Regions from separate parts of the Homo sapiens genome. Here region 1 is linked to region 2. Evidence: chromatin contacts called from ENCODE Hi-C or POLR2A ChIA-PET data. All regions are on one chromosome and are shown on one strand. The core of a region is the stretch at or near the end of the contact, and the rest is flanking DNA. Distances in the headings are between cores, read along the strand shown.

Evidence for each region. A loop is a pair of places that touch in the nucleus more often than their neighbours do. ChIA-PET counts read pairs that join two places held with the same protein, here RNA polymerase II (POLR2A). Pooled maps may share reads with other maps.
Region 1: a loop to region 2 is called in a map of DLD1, with 10 times the contacts of the local background. The contact joins two enhancer-like sites. A Hi-C loop is called at or near these places in 4 of 168 maps with a recorded cell type or tissue (DLD1, PC-9, Right ventricle myocardium superior and 1 more), 1 of 37 single-sample maps with no recorded cell type and 1 of 50 pooled maps. POLR2A ChIA-PET finds 5 or more read pairs at or near these places in 7 of 52 experiments (A673, AG04450, HEK293 and 4 more).

Annotation. Positions count from the first base shown.
Region 1 is chr18:8,833,569-8,837,583 of GRCh38, forward strand. No RefSeq gene overlaps it. Among named protein-coding and RNA genes, the nearest start is that of GACAT2, 130 kb to the left of the region's middle. Within about 2 kb of position 2,148, at least 2 of the 41 ENCODE cell types and tissues checked have a DNase peak (open chromatin) inside an H3K27ac peak, as active enhancers do.
Region 2 is chr18:8,797,785-8,802,200 of GRCh38, forward strand. It overlaps MTCL1 (microtubule crosslinking factor 1), which reads left to right. Exons shown (of 15, transcript NM_001395333.1): 9 at 313-507. Among named protein-coding and RNA genes, the nearest start is that of GACAT2, 92 kb to the left of the region's middle. RefSeq lists an enhancer at 2,394-3,593. Within about 2 kb of position 2,932, at least 15 of the 41 ENCODE cell types and tissues checked have a DNase peak (open chromatin) inside an H3K27ac peak, as active enhancers do.

The DNA of each region.
Region 1 (4,015 bases), core at 898-3,397, 35 kb after region 2:
ACACCTATGTTCATAGCAGCATTATTCATAATAGCCAAAAGGTGGAAACACTTCAGTTGTCCATTGACAGATGAATGGATCAACAAAATGTGGTATATACATATAAAGGGATACTATTCAGCCCTAAAAAAGGTAAATTCTGACGTACTACAACATGGATGAACCTTGAGGACATTATTCTAAGTGAAATAAGCCAACCACAAAATGGCAATTATTGTTTGGTTCCATGTATCTCGTTTATATATCAAGAGTAGTCAGAGTCAAAGAGAGAAAGGAAAACAGTGGTTATCAAGGGTTGAGGAGGGAATGGGGAATTGGTGTGTAATGGGTACACAGTGTCAGTTCAGGATGATGAAAGAGTCCTGGAAATGGGCAGTGGTGATGGTGCACAGTGAATATACTTGATGCCACTGAGTTGTACACTTAAAAATGGTTAAAATGATAAATGGCCTATAGATTTTACCACAATAAAAACTTTTTTTTTTTTTTGAGGTGGAGTCTCACTCTGTTGCCCAGGCTGGAGTGCAGTGGCGCCATCTCGGCTCACTGCAAGCTCCGCCTCCCGGGTTCACGCCATTCTCCTGCCTCAGCCTCCCGAGTAGCTGGGACTACAGGCGCCAGCCACCACGCCCAGCTAATTTTTTGTATTTTTTTTTTTTTAGTAGAGACGGGGTTTCACTCTGTTAGCCAGGATAGTCTTGATCTCCTGACCTCGTGATCCACCTGCCTCCGCCTCCCAAAGTGCTGGGATTACAGGCGTGAGCCACCATGCCCAGCTTAAAAACTTTTTTTTGAGATGGAGTTTCGTTCTTGTTGCCCCAACTGGAGTGCAATGGCGTGATCTCAGTTCACCACAACCTCCGCCTTCTGGGTTCAAGAGATTCTCCTGCCTCAGCCTCCCAAGTAGCTGGGATTACAGGCATGTGCCACCACGCCCAGCTAATTTTGTATTTTTAGTAGAGATGGGGTTTCTCCATGTTGGTCAGGCTGGTCTCGAACTCCCGACCTCAGAGGATCTGTCTGCCTCGGCCTCCCAAAGTGCGGGGATTACAGGCATAAGCCACCGTGCCTGGCCAATAAAAACTTCCAATAAATGCAAAATATAAATATTTCACTTTATCACTCTAGATATACCTGCAAACAAACAATCAGCAGGTCAGTAAATATTCATTGCCTATTCTGTGCAGATTGCAAATGCTGAGAGGTACATTGGTATTCCTTCAATTGGAAGCAACCAGCCACCAACAAGAAGGGAAGTTGTGGCTGTCACGACTGAGAGCCTCAAACCGTGCCATCAGGACTTTGCTCAGTCTCCTAACTCTGTCTACTCTGTATGGCTTTATACTCAGACAAGCATCACAAAAATTGGCAACAATGGTCCCTAGCTGCTGCTATTAGTTTAGCAACTCCTAGAGAAAGGGGATCTCTTACCAGGAGCTCCAGTGAAAGCCCAGGACCGATGATTCTCATTTGGTAGGGATTAAGTCTCATGTCTGGCTCTGAGCCAATCGTGGTGACGGGAAGACCCAGCAAAGGAAAAGCAGGGTACGATTAGAATAGAGGGCGTCAGAAAGGCAGTAAAGGCGTATACCACTGTGGGACACCCCAAAATTGCAAGGAAAAAGCTCTGAGCACCACAGAACTTGCCAACTGGTTGGAAGAGATAACATTCCCAGGCACAATAACAATAAAATGAAAAATGGTGTGGTAGAAATTCTAAGTACAGTAGGGCTTGAGTTAGGCTTGGCAGTACGGGAAGCATTCCAATGTGCAGGAGGAGAAGCAAGTGGGAGGTGGGAGGAGCAGAGGTGTGAGGGGCAGTAATAGACACAGGTCGCATTGGGCAGTGATGCAGAAACCAGGCTGGGAGCAGAACTTTCATCAAAAAAGCCACATCTGGCAGCACCAGTGCCTTGAAAAGCCGTCTGGGAACTTCTTCTCACATCTTATTTTCTAAAAGTTGGACATGTGTATTCTTAAGTCTAGGGTGGAAGCACTCCAACTGTTAAAGGCCAGGCAAGACAGTAGGATGAAATCATTTTCCACACCACTGTCCAGATGAATGCCAAGGCTGCTATGTGGGTCACACATGGTGTGAAAGGGGAGCAGCTGCCTGAAGGGAATGGCTTCATGAGCTGCCATGAATGTGCCAGTTGCTTTTATGCCCTAAAGAAAGCAGCAGAAGATTCCTCAAACATAGCCACAGACCACACGTCAGGCGTGCCCTGCCTCCTGGGTAACAGCCAGCACCACCAGCCCAGAGACATTTCTTGTCCAACTGCAGCCAAATTGGGCAATAGTGGCCACATTTCACCCTCTCTTCTTATCAGGAGGTAACATGTCAGCGTTTTCAGTATTATGCATCTATTTTTTATATCTGTGTACATCGTAATTCTATTTCTTAAACACATTTGCTTCAACCTTTTTTCCTGTAGAATGGCCTGTAATTCTTATGTAATACATTTGTTTCACCCTTTTTGTTCCTATACAATGAATGTAATGTTTACAAACTCCTTATTTTTTAAATTTAATTTGTTTTTAATTGTATATATTTAAGGTGTACATGATGTTTTGATATGCATATACAGAGTAAAATGACTACTATAGTCAAGGCAATTAACATATTAACATCTCACATAGCTATGGCAAGAGCACCTAAAATTTACTCTTTTAGCAAAAATCCCAAATACAATATTATTAGCTATAGTCCTTATGTTGTACATTAGATCTCTGCACTTTATTAAGCATGATAGAGTTATGCTTATTTATTTTGTTTAAAAAGCAACTAAGAAGTACAACTACCATTTTCTATTTTCCAGTTCACTGTTTTAAACTGTGGTAAAATACCCGTAACATTTATCATTCTTGCCATTTCAAAGTGTACAATTCAGTGGCATTTAGTATATTCACAATGTTGTGCAGTCACTACCACTATCTACTTACAGAATATTGTCATCACCTGAAAGGAAACCCCATATGCATTAAGCAGTCACTGCACCCAGCCCCTGGCACCCACTCATCTAATTCTGTCTCCATGGATTTGCCTATTCAGGATAGTTCATGTAAATGGAATCATGTATCATGTGGCTTTTTGTGTCTGGCTTCTTTCAATTAGCATAAAGTTTTGTTTTTTGTTTTTTGTTTTTGAGTTGGAGTCTCACTATGTTGCCCAGGCTGGAGTGCAGTGGTGCGATCTTGGCTCACTGCAACCTCTGCCCTCTGAGTTCAAGCGGTTCCCCTGCCTCAGCCTCCTGAGTAGCTGGGATTACAGGTGCCTGCCACCACGCCCAGCTAATTTTTTGTATTTTTAGTAGAGACGGGGTTTCACCATCTTGGCCAGGCTGGTCTTGAACTCCTGACCTCGTGATCCACCCGCCTTGGCCTCCGAAAGTGCTGGGATTAAGGCGTGAGCCACTGTGCCCAGCCTCAGTTAGCATAAAGTTATCAAGGTTCATCTGACACAGGATTTTTCTCAGCCACTTTGCCAACCAGGGACCTCCATGGCCAGAGATGCCCCCCTGCTGCCCGTGTCTCATTCAACCCCGGGCCTGCCACTGGAGGTACCCCACCCACTAAGCCCACCTGTGTTATAGCTTATACCCATGTTTGGCAGTTCCTGAACTCTTGTCCCACATCCAAGAAGAATAAAGATACACTGACAATTTGAAGGGTAAGGAGGGCAGAGAATAATTTTATTGAGTGATGGAACAGCTCTCAGCAGAGAGGGGCCATGGGGGTGGTCCTCCACCTCCATGGTTAGGTGGTTCCTCTCTCAGTGTGGCTGGGTCTGGGACTTTTATGGGCTCAGAATAGGGAGTGTGTGCTGACTGGTTTGTGAGTATGCAAAAAATATCAAAATGAAGACACTGCTCAAAGGTGGGCATGACAGTGTAGAAAACCAATTAGGAAAGGGTAGGTATATGTAAAATAGGTGAAAGGTGGGGATCAATCAAAGGAAAGCACACCAAATGGGAAGACAGGTTCTCAATCCGGTTCATGGATTTGACTTTTAGCT
Region 2 (4,416 bases), core at 1,682-4,181:
TTGATCAGTACTCTGGAGTTCCTCCTCCTTTAACTTATAAAACCATAGCTATTAGCAATACTAATTTAAAAGCAGTAGAATTAAAATTTCTCCCTAATGTCTTCTAATAAGCTGAGCATCCACCCTGTGGTCTTTAAATGCAGCAAGTGCCAATGAGTGAGATGGCCAAAATGAGCATTTTAGGGGTAAGGACTGAGAAGTATAGGCGTTGATAATCCATAAAGTAGATGGTTATCCTCAGACAGTGAAAATCAGGCTGTACAGCAAAAGAATTTGGCTGAAGCTGTGATCGTCACCTCCTGCCTGTTTCAGGGTGAACATCCAGAGACCCTCTCCAGGCTCGGGGAGCTTGGAGTCCAGGGGGGTCACCAGGCGGATGGCCCAGACCACGACAGTGACCGAGGCTGTGGCTTTCCAGTGGGGGAGCACTCCCCACACTCCCGGGTGCAGATTGGAGATCACAGCTTGCGGCTGCAGACCGCGGACAGGGGACAGCCCCACAAACAGGTGGGTACCTCGACCCGAGCCTGTCGCCCTGCCCACACCAGGGAGAGGAGGCTCCTAAGCTGCATTTGGGTCGTTTTGTTTCCAGTGTTGGCATTCAGGTAGCAGAAAATTCCACCGCCTGACTGCGGTCACCTGTTGTCATTTGTGATGCTGGGTTTTTCCTAGAAATCACCTCATCAAACCTTTTCCATCTTAATGTCAGCCCACTCTTTCATTTGAGTTGCCATATAAATAAGGACTGTAGTAAGGGCAGATCAATGCTGCGTGTCGCTGCTGGGGCCAGTGAATTGACCTCAGAGGGTCTGCCATTGGCAACATCATTCGTTTGGCAGCATAACGTACAAGGAGCAAAGGACACGTTTTAAAAAAAATCCCCCAACATGGACAAAATATTTCAAGTTCTCTTTGGCCCACTTGAAACATAATGCTCCCAAATAAAAGTATTTGATGACACTTTGAAAAAAATTAATGTATAAAGAGAGGTGAGACTTCAGTGTTATTAAGTAGCTGTTATTGTTGCCAGAGACCACAGAAATAGACTCTACTTAATAAAGCAAAAGATGCTACTAATAACATCCAAACTGCTTGCATTTTTATACCAAAATGGCAGTGACGGAGGATTTGGAGTAAGGAGCTCCAGAGCAGGACCCTGTGTTAACGCTGTCTCGCTCTCAGGCTTCTGAGTCCCCTCTAACCCAACTTTATTATGTATTAATAATAATAAAGCTGCTCAGGGGGCTCCTGGAGTACAGCTGGATGCCCCTGCCCTAGGAAGCCTGCGTTCAGGGCTGAGGGCGCAGGGGCAGGTGGCCACGGGGATGCGGCAGTCATATGGGCGCGGCTCTAGCCTCTCAGCCACAGACACTCTGGGGCACTCCCTCTGCACTGGACGCCACAACTGCTGCTCCTCCCTGGCCCAGGCTCCCGAAGCCCAGAGCCTCTGGGAGCTCTAATGGGAGCACGCTGTCGCCAGAGCCCTGGCTCAGATCCAGATGAGGACAGGCGGCAACCTTCTGAGTGCAGGCTGAGGGGAATTTGGGTTCCCCCTGCTCCCTCTCTGTACAATCAGATTTTCACACCTAAACAGCTGTTTCCTATGTACACCTGTCCCCACTTCATTCTCCCTGAATAACATGACTCAAGGAGGAGATGATACTTGCAAAGGAACTTTTATTCACAGCCATCAGAAAGTATGCCATTATGCCAGTGTCCATGGGGAGAATTTAGGTCATGGAATGAGTTTTCCAGCAATAATCTAGTTAGAAATGAAAATGCTACTTTGCAAATAATGCTTTACAATCTACTAATTTTACTTTTTGAAAAGAAATGTTGTCATTCAATCCCATAAAGCATCTGTGCTTACCTCCCATAATATTGCCACTGATGGCCACTGTTCCCACCTCGCCACAAACCTGCTGCGTCTAAGAAAACGTGTTTCCCACGCATTCACGCAGATGCTCTGGACAAGGAGAAAACCTCGCACATCTGGTTTTCTAAACAACAGTCATAGAAAATGTTACTGTCAGGGTGGAAAATAACGTGAAGTCACTCAGCTGGAACCTTACATTCAGCATATTTTATTGTCATTTCCCTTTGCCTCCTGCTTCTTCCAACACTAGTTTTTAGCGATTACCCACGAAAGTGGAGATGGACCCGTGAGCTTCCACTGCGGGCCATGTGTGATAGAAGCACGTGGCGGGGTGGGGTCCAGACACTCAGACCCAGGTCTGCCAAGTGGGCCAGTGTTCACAGTAGTGAGTAAGGAGCTCACTAACGCATGCACAACCCTCTGTCTGTCCAAGGACGGAAGATGGACGAGCTCTACTGTAACGACAGCTGGTTCTCTGGGAGGGAACATTCCCGGTTAGAGGATTTGCCTCTCTGTGACTGGCATGAGTATTAGCCAGGCAGCTGGGATGCAAGAGCCAGGGTACGTGTCTCACAGAGCTGCACAGAGCCGGGCCGTTCCCGAAACGCCGAGCACCTCGCAAGGCGATTAGTAGCATGGGAAACCTAGCCAAGCCGTTTTCCCAAGGACAAGTTCTCAGTCACAGTATTCCTCAGGCCTTGGTCTTTGCTTTGTGACATATGGAACGTTCTCACAATTGAACTCAAGTAGATGGCAACATTTATCACGTCCACAGAGGTTTAAAAAAAACTGCATATACCGATCAACCTTGGGATGGCTCATAACAAATCATCAGGTTGGCAAACATTTGGCTCCGCAGACATTCCCTGTTTCCCTGTCTTCAGCCACGTGAGCTCGCAGTCATGACCTGGGCGCTTTAGAGCCACAGTGAATGCTTTCAGTTTCCCCAGCCATCCTGAAGAGCAGAGGCTGCGCACACGCAAGAGGGAATCTTACAGTTTTCCTTGAGCTCCAAGACTCACGCCACTGCGTTAAGCATTTGAGGCCAGCATTCCTAAGGCTGTTTATGCATTTCATGCTGATTAGTAATTCCTGGAATCCAGCTACTTCACACAAGGTGATTAATGGTGTGGGAATGATGGCCCTGGGGTGCCAACAGCTTGTTTTCCCTACTTGGATTAACTGATTTGAAAAGAAGTTACTTTTTCATTCAGGGATGTGACCTAATTATCATTTAGTAAAACAACTAAGTAAAAAAAAAAAAAAGTGTGAAGAACTTAATATAAAATTCATAGCAAGAGCTGAAGGAATTGTGTTTCATATTTAAGTCTTCACCTGCTACAGGCCACTGAAGAGCCTCATCCAGTCCAGCCTCAGGACTGAGTAGACTCCACTTCCCTGGACCTCTGCTCCTTGTCGGGGCTTCTGTGCTGCGTTAGGGCCTTCGGGGGCTGCCTGAGAAGTCAGCCTTTCTCCTGCAGACAGAGAGCCCTTGGCTCCCTGGGCTTCCGGGGCTGTGGCTCTCCCAGGCCCCAGCAGTCTTCCTTTCTGGCCATGCAGGCTGCCCACCTTTGCTTGCCCAAGATGAAAAACTTCCAGAAAGAGCACCCTTGCCAGAGGAGGCCTCACATCAGAACTGTGATCTGCCTGACTTTTTTTTTTTTTTTAATTAGAAAGTTATCTTGAGCCTAGATGGTATTTACATTTCAATTTTGTACGTCATACCGTGATTCATTCTTCAGTTTATCCTGCAACTGGGAGGCCTCCCCTATAAGGCGTGCTACTCTTTCTGTAAGAGGAACCAGACCAGAGCTTAGGATCTGAAGCGTTTTATCTTTGCCGTGTACTTGTGGTGGCAGTTGTTCTGTCACTCTTTAAGTAGCCCCTGCGTGAGGTAAAAATTCACATGTGCAGATGGGTGCTTGATGAAAGGACTCTCCTTGCCCCATCCTACCTCCCAGAGTTAACCATGGCCTGCAGTTTGCCACAGGCCTTCCAAAGTGCGTAACTAAGCCTGGGACCTCACAAATAAGTCTCTTCCCTAATGGCCACCTGATTTTCATCAGACTTGCCCTGGTTTCCTAAGCCTTTGGGCTGATAACTGTGTTTACAGCTTGTTAAATATGTGCCTCATTTATTCTTTCCCGGATCCACATTCATTCTTGGGAAGCTCTCAGTGGCATTTGTGGAGACCACAGCCCAGAGCCCTCCTGGACAGGATCACCGGGCAGACTCTTGGCCAGAGGGCAGAGGACTTCTGTGTGTAAATGACTCTAATTCCCATGATATTAATAGATTATATTTTCAGGGTCTGTCTTGAGTGGCCCATTCTCTGTAGGGGATAATGGTTTTTAGAAAAGAACTTTTCTGGATGTAACAATGAAGGTTACATTGAGGAGAACGACAAATGGCTCATTTATAAAAATGCTGCTGGCTGTGTGAATGTATCAATTCTAGCTAATCTCACAGTAAAGAATTTGTCCAGGGACTCCTGCTGGTGGAGGAGTTGCCTGTGTTGAATGCTAAGTGAGGTCTCAAAA